2 separate regions of the Mus musculus genome follow, and region 2 is linked to region 1. Evidence: chromatin loops called from intact Hi-C (ENCODE). Cell type or tissue: left cerebral cortex. All regions are shown on one strand. Links, peaks and the distances in the headings refer to the core of each region. The heading gives the core; the rest is flanking DNA. Region 1 overlaps Gm10863 (predicted gene 10863). Region 2 holds the start of Sox10 (SRY (sex determining region Y)-box 10).

The links. Hi-C counts contacts between places; a loop is a spot of excess contacts. Peaks named below come from ENCODE experiments on the same cell type or tissue, not always from the same donor. Only the 100,000 strongest peaks of a DNase experiment are listed, where the experiment ranks them.
Region 2: it touches region 1 in a loop (2.3-fold over the local background); 2 of 42 quality-filtered maps call a loop at or near these places.

What each region holds. Positions count from the first base shown.
Region 1 is chr15:79,203,505-79,213,322 of GRCm38, reverse strand. Gm10863 (predicted gene 10863) reads right to left here. Exons shown (of 5, transcript NR_029470.1): 3 at 3,278-3,370; 4 at 3,074-3,132. Among named protein-coding and RNA genes, the nearest start is that of Gm52189, 16 kb to the left of the region's middle. RefSeq lists enhancers at 294-388, 1-579. In left cerebral cortex, for the core only: no CTCF peak of the experiment used is centred there; a DNase peak (open chromatin) is centred at 4,030; H3K27ac peaks cover 415 bases.
Region 2 is chr15:79,157,901-79,167,718 of GRCm38, reverse strand. Sox10 (SRY (sex determining region Y)-box 10) reads left to right here and starts at 3,229. Exons shown (of 4, transcript NM_011437.1): 1 at 3,229-3,437; 2 at 3,925-4,430; 3 at 8,316-8,584. The coding sequence starts at 4,003. It overlaps Gm10863 (predicted gene 10863), which reads right to left and starts at 1,653. Exons shown (of 5, transcript NR_029470.1): 1 at 1,540-1,653. RefSeq lists enhancers at 1,178-2,024, 1,498-2,188, 2,714-3,372. In left cerebral cortex, for the core only: a CTCF peak has its summit at 4,699 (motif pointing left); DNase peaks (open chromatin) are centred at 1,814 and 1,917; H3K4me3 peaks cover 3,511 bases; H3K27ac peaks cover 1,877 bases.

The DNA of each region.
Region 1 (9,818 bases), core at 595-8,594:
GCCACAGGACATCAACCTGGGCCCCAGGCTCGCCTGGAGTGGCTTCCCCAGTCCTGGCAGCGCAGAGGAGTTGCGCACGCGCAGCCTAGAAGGGATGTTTTCAAAATGGCCGTCGCGGGCCGCCAAGGCCCTTTCTCCTCCCAAGGCGCCTTGGGAGAGAGAGGACACCACGGCCAGGCCACGGTCACTCCTCACAGCCCAGGGGTGCGCGCAGAGTAGGGCAGGAGGCGTGGGGAGGAGGGACTTGGGGTGGGTGGGGGGCAGAGAAGAGCCAGAGAGAGGGGCCGGGAGAGGAACAAAAGGTCCCTTTGTGGCGCAGGGCAGGGAGAAGAGGGAACGCATTACCCAATGCCCAGAAGCCATGTTGGTAACAAGAGAACCATTCTCTGCCTCGCTTGGAAAACAACTTGGAGCAGAGAGAGACAGGGAGAGATTTAACCCCATGGGCGCGGGCACAGGGGCCTGAGGCCACTGTGGGAGGTTGAGGAGAGGCAAGAGCTGGAGGGGCCTACGGGGCTGGAGAGCAGCGGGACTTCCTGGGTCGTCCCAGCCTGGCTTTGTAGAGTCAGGATCAGACCCTCAACATGGCCGCTTGGCCAAATCCCAGCAGCCTCTGGCCTGGGGATGCACCACAGACGGGCTTCTACCTGCCTAGGCCTGGCCGGATGAGCCATGAGGGCCTTCAAGTTCCAGGGCCTCACCTGCCCCAACCTCTGGGGAACCCCCTGATTCCTTACATCTCCCGGGTTCAGGCCCCATTGCTGCTCCCACCCAGTTCCAAGGCTGCTGGGCTTCCGGACCTGTTGCTGACAGGAAATATATCTCTTCCTGACAAAGTTCCTCCCATCTTTGCACTGTTTTGCCTTATAGAAAGTTCCTTAAATCTAATTGGATTTCTTTATCCACAGACCAGCTCTTTCCCCCTACCCCAGCTTCTGTGTTAGTACTTGGTGCTCAGGCTCCTAGAAGTCACATCTGATAACAGAGCAAGGGACACTAGAAAGTCCTTTCCCCTCCTCTTCCCTCCCTTTTCTCTTTGCCCTCTTTTCCCCATTCCCACTCTTTCCCTCAGTCTCCTTCCTTCCTCCCTCTCTCCCTCCCTCCCTCCCTCCCTACCCCTCTTCCTCCCTCAAACACTGATGGAGCCTTGGCTGTGTCCTCTGCACCGGTCCAGCCGAGGGGCTTTAGTCGTGGACAAATGTTCTGCCTTTGCCTTTACAAATCTAATGTTCACACGAGGGAGAGGGACGGCAGACAAACCTATGGGCTAAGGTCAGGGTGTCATAAGTGCTGTGATGCCTAAAGCAGGGTAGTGGGAGAAACAGGCTTGGGGAGTCACATGAGAAACAGAATCTCTGTCGATGTGAGAGCATACGCTCTGGTCCCAGTACTCCAAGGTTGAGGTAGTAGGATCTCAAGTTTGAGGCCAGCCTGGGCTACAGAGTAAGAAGAAGGTAGAGGAGAAGTTGGAGAGTGAGGAGTGAAGAAAGGGAGGAGGCACCCCTGCAAGAGCATGGCACTGAACTGAGATTCTGAGTGAAAGAAAGAAAAATCTTTCAAAGAAGACCGTTCTAGACAGAGACATCAACACATGCCAAGGCCCCAAGAGGGAGTCTGTTGCTGAGCTTAGGATCAGTCAGGAGGCCAGTGGGGCTAGAGTCCATCGAGCCAGGGAGAGGAGAGGGTGGAAGGAAGCTGGGAAGGCTGAAAGAAGAGAAGATGCCGGGGTCTACCAAGGCTTGGAGCAGGGGCTGGTGCACTCAGAGATGCATTGAGGCAAGGACGCTCGCTGTCACCACTGTCACCGGTAAGGCTTCACAAGAGGTCTGAAGCCTAGAAGCTGGGAGACCTCAAAGGACTTTGCTATACCTTTGGAGATGCCCTGCACAGGCCCCTCCTTCTTAGTGGCCATCCCTCTGACTATCATCCGATTCTTGCAATTAATGTTTATGTAATACCTATCACATGCCATGAGTGGGAATCGTTCTTAGTAGAGAGGTGTGTAATGTGGGCTCATTGGTGGTGGTCAACAGGTCCCTTGATCACACCTCTAAAAGAGGACAAACCTCACTTACAATGCCCTGGCTACATAGCACGCACGAAGCCCCTCCTTTGGACTGTTTCTAAGGACACCCATCTCCTCGAGTCCCATCTTGCTGTGGCACAAATGGGCTCACAAAAGTAGATCTTGAATGCTGGCCCCCGATCTATCTCAGGCTGGCCGCTGGTGCCTCCAGAGGCTTCACTTTCCTCTGTGAAGCCCACTCAGTGGATTTTCGGGTACATTAAAAAAGAGAGTTCAGCCGGGCAGTGGTGGCGCACGCCTTTAATCCCAGCCCTTGGGAGGCAGAAGCAGGTGGATCTGAGTTCGAGGCCAGCCCAGTAAGTTCCAGGACAGCCAGGGCTTCATGGATTTGAGACCCTGTCTCAGAGAGAGAAAGAGGGAGAGAGAGGGAGGAAGGGAGAGAATGTGAATTCATTCCTCAGAGGGCAGAGGGAGGTCACTCAGCTGGGAAAGCCAGAGTTATGCAGTGATCGTCTGGGCCAGCACAGCTGTGGGGGAATCAGGACTGGGCATTATCAGCAAAATGCAAGGCCCCTACCATGAGTCAGGGGCCCTGAAGTCATAGGTGCTGGGGAGGGGACGTGCTGTGGGCCCTTGGGCAGGCCCAGGTCTTGGCATCCCTGTCTATCTGTGGGGAGCCCTCCAAGCTCTTAGGATGGTGTCAAGGCAAAAGGCCAGAGCAAGGAAGCCTGTGGATGCAATCAGCGGAAGGGGTCTGGGCATGTGCACAATTCAGACAGCAATCCAGCAGGTGGACTCCTGCCATTGGCCTGAGCTGGATGCCCTGAGAGATGGAGACAGAATAGCAGCAGCACACAGGAAGGCTGGTGGGGGGGGGGGGGGTGTCAGAGATTAGGGAGGGAGGTGAGGACTCACAGTGGCAGAAGAGGGAGGACCTGGCAGTGAGACTCTTGTTTACATTCGAATGGAAAACACTCCTTTGAGCAAGCCCTGGACTTGCCAGGTCTTTATTTTCTCATCAGTCAAGTGGAGACTGTATTATGGTACCTTATAGATTGTCCAGTCAAATCGTAAGTTTCAGTCCCTGGCTTGCCATATAGGAAGCACTGCAAAAAAAAAAAAAAGATTTAAGTAATTAATTAGAAACTTCAGTCAGGCTGTGTCTCAATAAGTAAATAAGTAAATAAATAAATAATAGAGAAGTGTGGCTTTTTTTTTTTTTTAAATATATTTTGTTAAAGCTCTGCTTGCCTGCAGCCTCTGCTTCCCTGGGGTTATGAGACACGAGTTTCTGTGATTTATCCTGATTCACTATCAAAAACTCTTACAGGCCAGGCTTCCATCCTAAAGGGAAGGAACTATTATTATTCTCACTTTTCAGAGGGAGAAACTGAGTCTCAGAGCAATGTCCCAGGCTTCGCAGCTGCTGTAAGAATGGAGATTGTAAATAGGATTGGGAGAGAGGCCAGCCTCCTTGAGCCCTTCCCTGCCTCCACTACCCAACCCGGCCCAGGCCCTCGTCTCCTACCAACCTTGTGTGTGTGTGTGTGTGTGTGTGTGTGTGTGTGTGTGTGTGTGTGATCCTGAGGAGAGAGGGGAGGTAGGAGAGGCAGGGAGGAGTGGAAAAGGCAAAGCCACCGGTGAGGCAGTGGCACAAATGGAACCCAAGAAGGCAAGAAAGACCCCAGCTGGAATGGAGCAAGACCCAGAATGGTGGACCCACAATCAGGAGGCCGAGAAATGCTTGAGGCACAGCTGAAGAAGGACCAGGAAGCTGGAGAGACAGAGGAAGCAATGTACACCCCCGTCCTGTTTAGGTACCTGGCCCCCAGGATGACCCTGAGACCCGGAGTCAGCCACCACCATGGTCATTCTTAACTCACGGGATCAAAGAATCGCCCCAAGTGAGGCAGTCTGCCTGGAGACAACAGATCACGCGGGGCGCGGCCCGTGTGAGCCCAGTGCCTTGATCAACGTCACCCACTTGTCCAGCAGCCCAGGACGGAAGCCTCTAGGCCCTTCCACGGAGTGCTGTCGTCAGCCAAGTCACATGGGGAGGCAGGCAGAAGTGGGGCAGGCAGCAGTGGGGCTATGGCGCCTTCCGGTGGCTTCTCCGCCTCCACCCCGCCCCTCAGGATACCGCTACGTTTAGAAAACAACCGAGGAAATCAAGTGGAAACATAAATCCGCCACTCGGTTCCTCCCGTTCCCCAGGGCCAGACACCCTCCCCTCTTTACACCCCCCCCCGCCCCCCAGCACAGGAAGGCAGAGCCAGCACGACTTTGGTTTGCTTTGGCGAGGCCCCGTGGGCAATGTGGCTCTTTCCCAGAATTCCTAGCAACTAGTCTTATCACCCAACACGCCCTCCCCAAAGGAACTTGGGGTACCCAGCTTCAGCCGCTTACCTTACTCACCCCTCTAGACTCATGGAAATACCCTACCTGGCTTCTTCCAGAGACAGACAACCACCCTGGCCATGTCCCTTTTATCTGTGGCCCTGTGCAGAATAGCAAGTACTGAGCTGGCACCCTGTTGCCTGCCCAGATCCCATTTAGAAGACAGGAATTACGGATGCCAAGAAGGGTCCCTGAGACCGTACATCTCTATTCAGAGGCCCCTTAGTTCACAAGCCCTTCTCAGTCTTGCTTCACTGTGTCCCAGTCTGGCCACCACACCTCTCCCAGCTTAACCACCCATAAACGTTTTCAAGCCCCTGCTAACCCAATGCCCTTCCCCTGCCCAATTCTGGCTCAAGACGGAATCTTGCTCATTCTTCAATGCCCAGCTCCACTGGTCTCTGCCAAGGACCAGATTCCAGAGTGGCACCTGCTGCCCCTGGTGTGTGCGCACAGTGTGGATAGATTTAGTGCGTGACATCACCTAAATGGGTCCTTGCCCTGTGTCTGACCACGGGCAGGGCTCAAGGGAGAAGAGCAGAGGACATGAGTAATGGCAATGGATGATGGTGGGCAGGATTGAGCTTTCAAGGACATTCTTGAAAGGTCAAAGCTCAGTGTGCTTGCTACCCCGCACACACTCCTTAGGGCTTCTGACTCCTCTCCTCCCTTCCCTTCCCCCTCCTCCCTCCTCCTCCAGATTTTATCACAGTAGACAGTGTCCCTAACCTCTCCTGAGCCCCAGCCTCTGGGGTGCAGCAGGGCTTCTTGCTCAGAGTTTGGGGTGGCACTCCTGGGTTTTAAGTCACTTCTTACCAGGGAACTGCTGTGCGGTTTTTGGAGGGCCCCAGCACAGACCCCCTAGAGCGCTGCTGGGGCTGGCCATGTAGAAAATGGACAGAAACACCCAGATTTCAGACCAAACAGAGTCCGAGAAAGAGGGATCCAAGGCCCTCAGAAGGGGTTGGTGGGTATGAACAATGGCTTAGGGGAAAAGCCGTGTGGCTGGTGACCAGCCGTGGGGGTGAGGAGTTGGCTGAGTCAAGATTGACTCCAAAGCCTCATGCCTGGATCATTCCAGAACAGTGGGGCCATTGATGTTCAAGGAAGTGGCGGGGGCTTGTTTGGGGGCAGGATGGTGACACAGGCTTGGAACATGGATATTTTGGGGCTAGAAGCAACTGTAGAAGCGACCCACACCCCACATGAAGAAAAAGCAGCCAGATGAGAAGGATCAGCCACCAACCAGGATATCTGTGAAGGGTCTGGGACCAGGGGCTTGACTTAACAGGGCTTAAAGCTGGGGACTTGTCAAGGTCACCATGCTGAGCTGGGAGAACCCAGAGGGGAATGAAACTCACTCCTCACCCTCAGGAGTTTGATGTCCTATAGGAGACACGGACATAGCCACGGTCCTCTCTGGATATTAGGACTGCCCACAGGCATGGTAGGGACCTTGGGGAAGAATAAGCATGACAAAGAGGATAGCAAGGAACAATAGTGTCAGAACAGGCTCAGCTGTCATGGGCATCTCATTTAACCCTTGCCACCATCCTACAAGGTCCAAGGAGCTGTGTTGTATAGGATGTTAATAAAATAAATGATGATTAATAAAACCGAGATCTGGGAGTCAGGCAGTGGTGGCACACACCTTTAATCCCAGCACTTGGGAAGCAGAGGCAGGTGGATTTCTGAGTTGGAGGCCAGCCTGGTCTACAGAGTGAGTTCCAGGACAGCCAGGGCTACACAGAGAAACCCTGTCTCGAAAAACCAAAAACCAAAAAACAACAACAACAACAACAACCTGAGATCCGGAGATTATAAAGAAGCAACGGTGATTTTCTGATGCTTGATAATCACGTTGTAATTAGGTAAAAGACCGTCTTGTTTTAAAGGAACACGCTAAGTCATCGGGGCTCAAGACTTATTTCAGCACCCGTCCTTCAACAAGCAGTTAAGAAAGTGTGTGTGACCTGTAGTGTGCGCTGGAGCTTGTGAGATTGTCGAGCATGCTCACAGAAGAGTGGGGGGAGGGGAATGATAAGGCAATCAAAGGAGGGCAAATGTCAACCTTTGGGGAATTTGTGTTGTGGCACATAGGAATTCGTTTACTAGTCGACTCTTCTATCAGATATTGCTTAAAAATCAAAAGGCCAGGCGGTGGTGGTGTGTGCCTTTAATCCTAGCATTAGGAAGGCAGAGGCAGGCGGATCTCTGTGAGTTCGAGGTCAGCCTAGTCTATACAGAGTGAATTCTGAGATAGCCAAAGCTACACAGAGAAATCCTGTCTTGAGTAAGAGGGAGGGGGAACTAAAGGGCAGGAGAGATGGCTCAGCTTTCTGTCTTTCCAGAGACCCCAAGGTCTGTTTTCAGCACCCACATGGGGCATCTCACTGCTGCCTGTAACTGCAGTCACACATTTCTGGCCTCTACGAATACCCCCTACAAACGCATACATAAATAATAAAATAAATATTTTAAATTTTTAAACAAAAACAAAATCTATATGACAACAAAATACTATATTAAAAAAAAAGATTCAAGTATCGTCCCTGATTGATAAATGAACCTAAGAGAGAGCAAGCATCCTGGAGGCCATGTTGGAGCCATGCCCTTTAGACCAGGGCTTTTCCCAAGGGATGAAGGAGGGGCAACACCAGATAACCTAAGGCCCACAGACACATCATCACGGGTAGGTTGAGGCGTGGGTGGCCTGGAGTCTGCGTGGAGAGTCTCTTGTGGCTCTCCCTGTCACTGACAGCCATCAAGCACCTCACCTCACATGCCTACATGCCCCACCCCTTGACTGGTGACTGTTGGCTGATTTGTCCTACAAATGAGCTAAGAGTAGAGTGGGAGAAACCTTGTCTTTATCCCTGGGCAGCCCAGCTCACCCTCCCCCTAGCTCTTTTCTAGGTGGTATCACCTTCTCTCCTCCAGTGGTGTCACCCAGCCCTGAGCATGGGGCTCAGCATGCCTAAGTCCCAGCATACTGTCACCAAGTTGAAGCTACAATGTAGGTCAGGGTCTCTCTCAGACAGACCAGAGAGGGCTTGGCCACCCTAGCTACCATCTGTGTATCCCCCTGGAATGAGCCAAAACCAGGAAAGAAGGAGAGCTGGGTACACACTGACTTTTCAAAGCTACAGCTCTGGAAAGGTGGGGAGCGGGAGTCAGCTCACATCAGCTCAAGAGCTCTCTCTCACCCTGCACATCTAAGCCTTCTCTGACATGGGCTGAAGGGAGTTTTAACACTGTAGAATTCCACATCTACCTCTCTGGTTCCATCACCTGGTTGCCTCAGGACCCTCACCTAACTCCCTGGACGCATCTTATACCTGTCAAGCTCATGGTGAGTCCTGGACCCGTGAGGTCCTTGCTGTGTTCAGAGTCCCGCTATGTCTCCCACTTGCCACTAATAGAAGTCTAAACCTTCCTCTAGGATGTGCAGTCCAGCCCAAAAGGCAGGCTGCCATTGTTGCAAGTTTGTGTTGAACTTCATCCCTTGGTCTAAGCCACACAGGAAGAGATGGCACTTGCTGAGGGGCTTAGGGGCCCTGAGTCATTTGCTGATAGAGCCAGGAGGGATCTGGGAAACAGAATCCAAGCTCCCGCCTCAGCATAGAGGAGGCATGGGAAGGTCTACTGTTGACTCCAGGCTGCTCAACCTCTGGGGCACAGATTGGGTGCTGATTTCGATCTTGGCAAAAAAAAAAAAAAAAAAACAGGAGCCAACACAACCTACCCATGTTGCATGGAAACCAGTTCCCCACTCTGTAGTCAGTCTCTTCAACTCCTCTACAGTCTCCAAAACCCCAACCAGATGCCTCCTTCTGGAACATTCTTTCCCACCGCCCGCCTCTGAGCCTTCCCTTCATGCACTGCGTAATGCTTACCTAGCTGTCATGCCCTGGGTCCCAGCCACCCTAAGACAGAGCCTGTATGAGGCTTGAGTCCTCAGCCTGGTGCCTGACAGGATTAGGGGCGACTTTCTGAGTGACCAGGATGGCTTCTCATCACCCCAGGCTTCGTCCTCCCTCCCTGGGCCTCGGCTCTCTGCTTCTGTTTCAGATTTTCTCTGTGCTTAGAGGTCTAACCAGAGTTTTCTTTAGTTTTAGTTCTTCGTTTTGAAAACAAAATCTTAACTTCACAGCCCAGGCTGGATTTGAACTGCGCAAACCCCCTTCCTCAGCCTCCAGAGTTCTGGGATCATAAGCAGAGGCCATCATGCCTAGCTTTCCCCTGTATAAACTAGACTTGGACAGGAGCCTACCATTCTCGTCCAAGGGACTCTAAGGACACCTCTCCTCCTGCTATTTTTTAATCGTTTACTTACTTAATTTTTTTACTTATTAACATGAATGAGTAAATGTTTTGCCTGCATGTATGTCTGTGCACCATGCACATGTCTGGTGCCTGCATGTATGTCTGTGCACCATGTGTATGCCTGGTACCTGTGGAGGCCAGAAGAGGGCATTGAACCCCCTGGAACTGGAGTTACTAATGGTTATGAGCTACCATGTAGATGTTGGGAATTGAACCCAGGTCTTCTGCAAGAGCAACAGGTGCTCTAACCACTGATCTATCTCTCCACACAACCTCTCTTACTCTTAATCAGCCGCTCTGTCTCACGTCTCCTTCCCCAAGCCTGAGCCCTCTGCTGCCTTCACCCTTACTCTACAGACTTCCCCAGCAGTTTTTCAGGATGCTTTCTTTTCTTTGATTGTGTGTCCTGAGGGGGCAGAGATTGTGGCCCCCCCCCCAAATCCAGCCTCTCTAGCTTCCTCGTATGAACACAGGACCCCTAAGTGTCCATCGGTGACCTTGAATAGCATGGCCTGTACTTGTAGGCTGGTGGCTGACTAGCAGAGTCCCCATTCAGATGGGTCCAGCTGTCACAGTGGGTGTTCCTCTGAATCACACCCCCCACTCCCCAAACCTGGGGAATAGATTCATGCTGTTCCATCCGTGCCACAGAGGAGTATGTCTGGTGTGCACATGTGGTGTGAGCAGGAGTGTGTACGAGATGTGCCTCTTCCTCCTCAGCCACAGGTAAGATATGATGGCCATGCAGACAGCATCCTCTCTGATCCATGCACAGGCAGAGCTAGCTGCACACTGCACGTGTGCAATGGCTGGCACATCTGCACAGCCACCTGCATCTGGAGGGTCAGCATGTTGTCCATTTGTGCTGCCCATGGGAAGTCACAGGAATCTGTCAAGGGTCTTTTTTCCTTCCCTTTTAAAGAACACACACACACACACACACACTCACACACACAGAAGGAAGGCGAGAAAGAGAGCACAATAAAGCAAGCAAGAGGATATGTGTGCCTTGGCACATGTATGGAAGTCAGGTCACCTGGAATCAGTTCTCATGCCATCATGGGGTGTC
Region 2 (9,818 bases), core at 1,197-9,196, 46 kb after region 1:
TTCAAGGCCAGCTGAGGCTGCATAGTGAGTCCTCTGTAAGTGATTCCAAGCCTGAGACCAGCCCCGAGCAGGTGCCAGGAAACAAAGCTGGCAGGAATGCAGAGACCCTCAGGCCCCTCACGACTGAGAATCATCAAGCTTGCCCCCCATGTCCCAGGACCCAGCCCAGCGAGGGTACAGACCTGGGGGACAATAAATGAGAGGGAACAGGGATTCCAGATGTGGTCTACACCTCTGTGATCAGAGGTGGTAAATGCCCTCCTTGTGCCCCCTCATCTTGTCCTTACCCGGTCCTAATGAGGGGATCCGGAAGACATAAGAAAACTGAGGCTCAGGCAAAGGCTCAAATTTTCCTGGAACCATCCTCTCTCAAGCTCTGCCAAACAGCGGGTTTCCCACTCTCCTCCAAGGCTAGGAGGGATGACATTCCTCTGCCATGTGACAGATGAAGAGCCTGGGCTCAGGGCTGAGGACCATAGGTGGAACCTGCTCCCAGTCAGGACAGCACCCCAGGGTATTATTGACCTGAGGTGACTCTGCCTATCACCAGTGAGCTTCGAATCTGACTGGAAGATTTCAGGTCCCCTCTTCCTCCCAGGGGCCATCTTCTGAGGGCACTTGAGACTATCTCGAAAGACCCTGAGCTGGACCCTGGAAGCTCCTGATAGGCCTCTGCCTGTGGCAGGAAGCCTGGATTCCACCACACTCTTGGCCCTCTGCTGGGGAGCGGAACACCAGTACCACCCCTCACACATGGTGGGGAGGAGCCCTCCTCTCCCGGGCAGCTTTGATAGGGTGTGGGGCATGGGGTCACAAGCATCCCTGGGATAGAGTCAGGAATGGAGGGTTAGCCCCTCCCCTCTAGCTGCCAGCTGGGAGAGAAACAGATGGTAGTTCTGGCCCTCCTGGTCACCCTGACGTCTCCAAGGCCTGATGTCTTCTCACACGCACGCGCACACACACACTTTCCTATCTCTACTCTGTAGAGAAAATGGGGGCGGGGAGGGTTTACTGTCCCTTTCTGGGAAAAAACAAAAACAAAAACAAAAAACTGGTCCCTATGGCCTAAAACAAGGCAGAAGGTATCCCGATTGCCAGCCTGCTGCTCATTGATGTCTTGTTCACAGGGGGAATCCCTCAGCCAACACACAATCTTTCCCCTGCCCGCCTCAGCACCACCTCTCAGCAGGTAGGTAGGCAGGGTCCAACCAAGCATTCAGGAGAACCTGTACAGAGTGGAGGAGAGACAAGGAGAGAGTGCAAACCAGGTGTGGTCCTTTATAGACCCCCCACACACACACTCACACCCCTTCTGGCAGCTGGGCCCAAGAGGGTAGTGGCAGGGGACTAGAGAGGGGACCGGCTGTGAGACCACCACTCGTGGCCAGCTTTCTAAGCCTGAGCCCACTCTCCCCCTCCCCCACAGCACTCCTCTATGCCTCAAGGGGTCTCAGGCTCAGCCACAGACACACAGAGAGCAGGGAGGACCTTCCCTCCAAGAGGAGGGACCAAAGAGTGGAGGGATGAACAGGGACCCACCGGGAGAGAGATGCCAGGCAGGCGGGCAGCGGGCAGACAGCAGTTGGAGACCGCTGCAGGGAAGCCGGGGAGGCCGGATGCTTGCTGCTCCGTCCCTCTGTCCATCCAAGGCGGCTTCTCTCCGGGCGGTTCTGAGGCCGGGCGGGCGCTGTTAAAAAGCTTTTTATGTGTGTGTGTGTGTTAATCACATGATTGCCGTTCACCTGTATTTCGAACAAAGACAGCTCACTGTTTCAAGGCCCCGAACAAGAGTCTGGGCACAGGGAAGAGAAGGGAGGCGGGGGGGAGGAGGGTTGGCAGCGCCGGGGGTGGCGTCGAGGAAAACTGGGGGGAGATTGTCCAAGGCCAGCGAGCGAGAGAAAGAGAAAACCCTTATCAAACTCCTAATTCACTGGGCTCTGCAGCCCCAGACACACTGGCCCAATTGTCTGGCTGGTTGTGTGTGCGCAAGCATGTGTGAGTGTGTGTTACCAATGTCTGCCACCCCCTCGACATGCCTTTGCCCTATGTGACTATCTCTTTGTGTCCCCACTATCCACCCTGGGGCCCTCCCAATCATTGAGGCCTTGATTCTCCAGACCCCAGTTCCAGCTCGACTCCAGAAGGTACCTGTTTGGTGTGGGCCTAGGGCCTTACCTAGCTAAGTGGGACAGAGAAGCCACACACTGTCAGTGGGGTGGCCCATGCTCCTCTGTTTGTCCCTCCGTGGGCACCCCAGTTCCGCCTAGCCACTCAACCAGGAAAGGGTGCCTTCACTGAGAAGAGAAAAGGACACTAACTAGGCTGTAGAGGTGAGACCAAGGATAGGAGCCCTGGGGCAACGGGAGGAAGAACAAAGAATCGGCTTGAGGGGCAGAAAGGGGGCGGGGGCTGTGAGAGCCAGGGCAGTTCCTGTCTTTTCTCAGTGTGGGAGAGTAAGGGACTTCACATCCAGACATCCAGGACTGGGTCTCCTTTCCAGGGAGAGGAAGAGCCCTTCATGGAAGTGAGAGACACCCCCTCCCCAAAGTCCCCCTCACCCTTCTTGAAGAGTAGGGCACTCTCACCCTGCCTCAGCCTCCTGTGTCTCTCTCTATCCTGGGCCAGTCCAGCCTTCTGGATGCTAGGATCTTAGAGAGAAGGGATCACGGATTGAATCTGGGGGTTGTATGTGTACAGGGCAAAGGTTATCCAGCTGCGGTCCTGGGGGGCTTGGCTTGGGTCAGCTGTGTTGGAGAGGACAGGAGAAGGCGAGGGTCTGATACCTACTGCAGGCTGCGGTGCCTAGCACACAGTGGGACTCAGTGGGATTTCTCAAATGAAGCAACACAGGCCACGACCCTTTCAAGTTATCCACTCTCCTCACACCTCTCTCCAGTCCTTTGTCAACTGTCCATGCCACCACCTGTGGCAATGGTTTAGGGTCCCAGGCAACAGGTTCTGACTGTGCCACCTGTATCTCTCCCTTCCCAGACCTAAAATATCCCCATGCTCACACCAGATGCCAAACCCAAGCTGAGTCCAGGGAGACGGGCCTAGGCAGCAGTGCGGGTCACAGGGCTGGGGTTGGGGGGGGGGGGGCTGGGCAGAGTGGAGGCGTCCTGGGTGTTGGGGATGAAGGCAGCGCTGGAGGCTCCACCTTCTGCCCTTCCCTCCCTCCTTTCCCCCTCCCCTCCCCCTCCTTCCTTCCCCAGCCGTCTGCAGCGGCTCAGTCAGTCTCGGCTGTCCAGCCAGGGTGTTTGGTGGTGAGGATTCAGGCTCCGTCCAGACAAGGCAGTGGCCTGAGGCTCAGGGCCCCCCAGCCCCTCCCTCCCAGTCCATCAGCGTCACTCCCCAGCCCCGAGCTGGACCGCACACCTTGGGACACGGTTTTCCACTTCCTCAGGACGAGCCCCAGACTGGAGGAGAGGTCGGAGGAGGTGAGTGCGCACTGCGCCCCTGGGCCCGGAGTGCCAACCGGGGGTCTGGGTCACCCCTGCTTTGCGATGGGAGAGTCTGACACCCTGCAGGCAGGCCTGCGTCCCCCCATTCTGCTCCCCTAGGCTGTCAGAGCAGACGAGGGGAAAGAGAGGTGAGCGAAAAGGTGGGAAATTCCAGGGGCCCGGATTAGAGCCGAATAAAGGGTCCGTTTTTCTTCCTTTCCATCAACAAACCTCCACCCAAAAGGAGGTTTAGGGGAAAAAAACGAAAAAAAAAAAAAAAAAAAAACACCCACACCTAGAGACGGTTGGGATCAGGGGGTGGGAAGACGTGGAGGCGGGACGCACCCACCTAGGGTCTGGCATGTGCACGCGCCCAGGCCCGAGTGGGTTTAGCGCAGGCAGGGAGAGTCGCCACTTCGGGGCTGCACCCGCGTGCCGGGAGTGGCGCCCAGCGCCTCTCCATCGCGCCCTCCTTCCCGTCCAGGTGGGCGTTGGGCTCTTCACGAGGACCCCGGCGGCGGGCCCGGGGGAGGCGGCCGAAGCGGCGGCGGCCGGGAGCGACATGGCCGAGGAACAAGACCTATCAGAGGTGGAGCTGAGCCCTGTGGGCTCGGAGGAACCCCGCTGCCTGTCCCCAGGCAGCGCGCCGTCGCTGGGACCCGACGGCGGCGGCGGTGGCTCGGGCTTGCGAGCCAGCCCGGGGCCCGGTGAACTGGGCAAGGTCAAGAAGGAACAGCAGGACGGCGAGGCGGACGATGACAAGTTCCCCGTGTGCATCCGCGAGGCGGTCAGCCAGGTGCTCAGCGGCTACGACTGGACGCTGGTGCCCATGCCCGTGCGCGTCAACGGTGCCAGCAAGAGCAAGCCGCACGTCAAGAGGCCCATGAACGCCTTCATGGTGTGGGCACAGGCGGCACGCAGAAAGCTAGCCGACCAGTACCCTCACCTCCACAATGCTGAGCTCAGCAAGACACTAGGCAAGCTCTGGAGGTGAGCGCTGCCCCGGCCCAACACCCCCCTCGTGCGCGCGCACTAGGGCTAGCCTGGGACCCCAGAACAGGATCGCCCAGGCCTCTCTCTCAGGGGAGACCAACCTATGGAAGTTTGGTCTCTTGGAAGACCAGATTTGGAGATCTCGCCCACCCATCTACCCAAAGTGCCTCTGTGGGGGGCTCCTCTGGCTGCCCACTCTGGAACTCAGAACCCCAGCGGCCTAGGCTGGGCCTCCCCACCCTGGGACGGCGGGCGGGAAGGCGCCCCCTCGTGGTTGGAATTCTGTGGGTGGTGGGCAGGGAAGGCAACATGGGGGTGTGGGGGAAAGCTTCACACCAGACCTCCACTAGATCGCACATTCACAGTGTGCCGCTGCCACCCGTTTGTGGGGTCGGGAGTGTGGGGGAAACTTTGGGAGAGAGCTGGTCTAGCTGTAGATGCCGGGGGTACGGAAGCAACCAGATGGAGAGCCTGGGTCAGGGTGAGGAGGGCTCTGCAAGGAAAACAAGGAACCCAGAGAAAGCAGAGTGAAGAACTTCCATCTCCGCTCCCACAGTGTCTCTCCTGTTCCAGCTGCCCTGGGGAACCTTCCTGACTCCAGTGTCTAGACTGAGAGCTTCTTTATCCCCAGGAGAGGGCACACAAAAAGAGGCCTTCCCCTCCAGCTGTGGCCCTGAGCTACCAAGCTCTTCACTCCTTTCTCCAGCGCCATCTTCCCTCCCTGGGCTCCACCCAATGGTTGAGCAACCTCTTCCCCACGCTCAAGAACTGGGGCTGAGCACCCTCGCCAGGAGGAAGCCTGCTTCCTGCCATGGTCCCAAGGAGCCCCAGGCTGCCTAGGCTGACCTCGGGGCTCTATGGCAACATTTTCCCAGGGACTAATTTTGACCCTCGTGCTCTCCTGGCCCAGTTGCAGATACGTGGGGCTCCCTGACTCACCGCAGGCACCCTGGGCCAAGCCCAAAAGGAACAAGGGCTCCAGCAGATGCTAGGCTTGCTGAGGTCACCTGATTCCCCACTGGACTGTACAGGAGAAAGGCCCAAGAGAGAGACATGGCTTGGGTCAGTCAGCGACAGAACCAGGGCCAGAGACCAGTCACCAACCTTCTCAGGTTATCCCCGCATTATCCCTAGTGGCTGCATTGGGTCCCACTTTACTCTCTGGAGTGGTGGGGCTGAGCAGAGGACAGGAGAGTGGAGGCCTCTATACTTGAGGAGACTTGGGGGGTCTGTGAAAAGGGCTGGCTCCTTCCACTTTGCAGGCTCTGTATGAAGGCCATATCAGACTTGAAGCGGTAGGAGCAATTGGCTCCCTGAGAACAGAGGGGTCGGTAAGCAGCCTCCTGGTCTGCACTGGCCATGTACTTGTTGAAGGTCCGGCACCCCTCCCCCAGCCCTTACCCCGCAACTCTGACAGGCAGTAGCTGGACAGCCAGAGTCCGGCTCTGCTCCAGAACAGCAATGGCAGCTAGCTCCTTTGCCTGAGGTTCCTCTAGGTGTGTACCACTCTCCCTCTACCACCTGTTGTCAAGAGTTTAAGGAGTCTTTCCACTGCCCCTGTCCCATTTTCACTTAGAACCCTTACCTGAGTCCCCTTCAGGCTGACTTGTCCCTAGCTACCACTCAGACAGCAGGGGGCAGGGAAGGCAGCAGAGCCCTACTGGCTGAGGATCCAGCCCCAGGAGGTGGCAAAACAATGCCAAGGAGCCAGGCTGGTTACCTGGGCTCTGCCTGGGGGTCCTTGGAGACACTTGAATGTGACCTGGGCTGGCCAGGGATCTAAACACAGTTGTCCCAAGCTCCAGGGATCTAAACACAGTTGTCCCAAGCTCCAGGGATCTAAACACAGTTGTCCCAAGCTCCAGAGATCTAAACACAGTTGTCCCAAGCTCATGGCTCCAAGGACATCAGGGGTGTCAGGGGTTGGATCAACAGAACTGGAAAACAGGCTGAGACCTGCTTCCTGAGCTGGGGGCAGGAGGGGGGTGGGACAATGTACTTGAACACAGGTCCTGGGGGGTTGTGTGAGCTCTTGGCACACTGACCTTGGATGCCACCTGGAGAGGAACCATTAGATGCTGAGCCGTGGGATGTTTGATGCTGTTTAACTGGTGGAGGAAGCATAGTTTGAGCCAAGAAACTGGGAGGAGGTTGAGGCTGAAGCCACTCCTGTTAGAGGCTCATCCGGCCTGGCCTGCCCCAAGTCTCACAGGCTCTTGCCCGGTCATCTTACGCTGTTGACCTGACTGGAGGACACTTATAATAGTGTTCCACGAGGTGCTGCCCATGGGGCTGGAAACCAGCCTCCCTTCTCCATCCACCCATTCCAAACCAAGAGGTGAAAACAAGTGAGGACTGAGCTGGGGGAGGGGGACAGCAGAGGAGGAGGAGAGCCTTGAGTGTGAGGATTCGCACAGGAGTGGAGGATGGCTGTGGGGATGGGCTGGGGTGGATAAGGAGACCTGTGCAGAGTTGGCATGGAGAGGCAAAGACTGGAGCTGGCACCCCAGCATCCCCAGAAGGTTTCTGTTAGGGCTGATTGGATACAGTGCAGCTTGGGAGGTGACAGTGGGGTTCACCATCATGATCTTCCAGCTCTGGTATGCGTAGTCCTCTCCCGCATTCCTTAACCATTTTCTTGGTGATTTCCCATTGCCAGCTGGGCAGGGGACACTGAGAACGATAGGGGAGAGTGTCCGGTGTCACCGGCCACGTCTGGAGCATATGTGTGGGAGCCCTCGCTGGCAGAACCCACCATCCTAGCCTTGGGGTCTCCATCTGTCCTGAAAGTGTACTGCCCCTAAGGAGTCTGGCTCAGCTAGAGGGTCCTCTGGGGAATGCTAGGTGGGTGCAGGGCACACTAGGAGGCTAAGCTGCAAAGGAATGCTACGACTGAGTAGACAGTGCCTGGTATAGCCAGCCCGGAAAGGGGGCTCGGTCTTCTGTTGCCTAGGAGAAGAGGGCACCAACTGGGTGTGCTGGAGGGACTTCAGGAGAAAGAGGAACCCCCGAAGTGGACTAGTGGCCCCTGTGTCTAAAATCTATGGTTTCTGTGCTACCCCCTCTTTATGGCACCCCACCCTGTCTTTCTTACCCTGGGGCAGGCCAGACTCATGGCCACCCACCCTCCAACTTTGACCTGGAGGCTGGAGTTGGGTGGGTGAGGGGCACTGCCATGAGGGCCTCTTCATGCCACAGGCTGTCCCAGAGTCTGGGAAGAGACTCAAGCTTCCTCTGTCCTGTCACTCCCAGGTCCCACCATAGTGAAGGGGACTCACACCTAAACCCCTCATTCCTATCATACTAAAATGTCACCAAATCATTAGTCTGGGGTTGAGAAGCCACCCCTGGGCAGCTCCTCCAAACTCCACTAGAGTAGCACCTGCTTTCTCCTTCCGGGCTTCTCCCTCCCCAGGCCCAGGCACTTCGTAGATATGTATTTTTCTGGTGACTCCACACCCAGGGAAGTAGGTGTTATCATCCTTATTTTGTAGGTGAAGAAACTGGGACTTAGGTAGCATGCGCAGTCTGGCACACAGCTACTAAGTAGCAGAGACTTCTCTCTGCATACCTCCACTGCCCAGGGAGAGCATCCTCCAAGGAGACAGCCAGTCCTCCTTACAGAAGGCTTCAGTGATAGGAACATTTCCCTATCCTTGAACTGAAACCTGACCCTTGTAGCTCCATTTTGGCTGCATGCTTAGGGGCTGGCCCCTGGTGCCCTGCCGCCATTGAGGGTGAGGGACAGAGATCACAACCATCTTAGGCTGAGGCTCCTGGGTCTGGCATCTTCTGGGAGTCCCATCCCAGGAGCCTAACTCAGAGGGAAGCTCACCTGGTTGCTCCAGCACTCATACTGGCTCTGGTGTCCTCCACTCCCAGGTTGCTGAACGAAAGTGACAAGCGCCCCTTCATTGAGGAGGCTGAGAGGCTCCGGATGCAGCACAAAAAGGACCATCCGGACTACAAGTACCAACCTCGGCGGCGGAAGAACGGGAAGGCAGCCCAGGGGGAGGCAGAATGCCCAGGCGGGGAAGCCGAGCAAGGAGGGGCTGCTGCTATTCAGGCTCACTACAAGAGTGCCCACCTGGACCACCGGCACCCAGAAGAAGGCTCCCCCATGTCAGATGGGAACCCAGAGCACCCCTCAGGTGAGTGCTGGGTTCTGGGTTCTGCCCAGTGTGCTGCTGGATAGAGCCACAGTGTGGGGTGGGGGGCAGGCAGTGGAGAGTGGTCTAGCCTGAGATGGGACCTAGGAAAGGTTGGCCAGGGGTGTAGTTACCCTAGCTGGAATATGGAACCCAGAGACAGCTCAGAGGGGGAACTCTGGTAGCTTATGGTGGTTGGGGGTGGGGGGAGACAGTGGTGCTGGGCAGAGAAAACCAGTTCAGAGAGCCATGGTGGCCATTGGATGAGAAGAGACCAGAGTAGTTCCAGGGAAACGGGAGTAGTTACAGGGAAAGGGTGCTTCTGAGAGATGGGCAACAACAAAGCAGAGCAAAAGCAAAATCAACAGCCAAAGAAACAACTGCAAAAACCAACAGCCAAAGAAACAAAGTGAAACAAAAGCAAAATCCAAACAACCAAAGAAACAAAGCAAAGCAAAGGCCAGGAGGGCTTGGCAGGAGGTGTTTGTGCACACCTTTAATCCCAGCACCAGCACACAGGGGACAGAGGCAGGAGGCAGAGGCAGGAGGTGGGCAGATCTCTGAGTTTGAGGCAAGCATGCTCTACAGAGTGAGTTCGAAGCTAGCCAGGGCTATGCAGGGAAACCCTGTCTTGAAGAGGGGAAAACAAAAGACAAACAAGCAAAACAAAAACAAAAAACAGAGACAGACAGACAGAGGGGCAGAGACAGACAGAGGGACAGAGACAGACAGAGGGACAGAGAGGGTAGGGATCAAACGTGGGAGAGGAAGCTGCCTCTTCCCAGCTCCCGCCCTAAGATGATGCTGGCACATGCCATGGAGGGGCCAAACATGGCCCACTGGTGTTTTCTTCTCACTAAGGACATGAGCTGACATTGAGCATGGGTTGGTTTTCTTGTGTGTACCGACTCCTTCTACCAACCAACTAATCAGCCCCAAACGGTGCGGAGGGGTGTTGAGCAGCTTAGGTCTGATCACCATCACCATCCTCCTACAGATAAGGAAACAGAGAGAGGAGCTTGCTCCACAGCAGAGGTCTGTGGCCAGGGGGTTGGACCCCAGGACTTGTGGTTGGCTTGTCGGGTGCCTCGTTTGTGTTCCTCACAAGCAGAGGGCTCTGCCATCAGAAGACAAGCTAAGTCCTACTTTCCATCATGCACTAACTGGAGCGGACACCAGGAGTCCACCGAGAGAAGATGGTCCCTAGCTCAGGAGCCTACTGTCTATATGGAGGCGC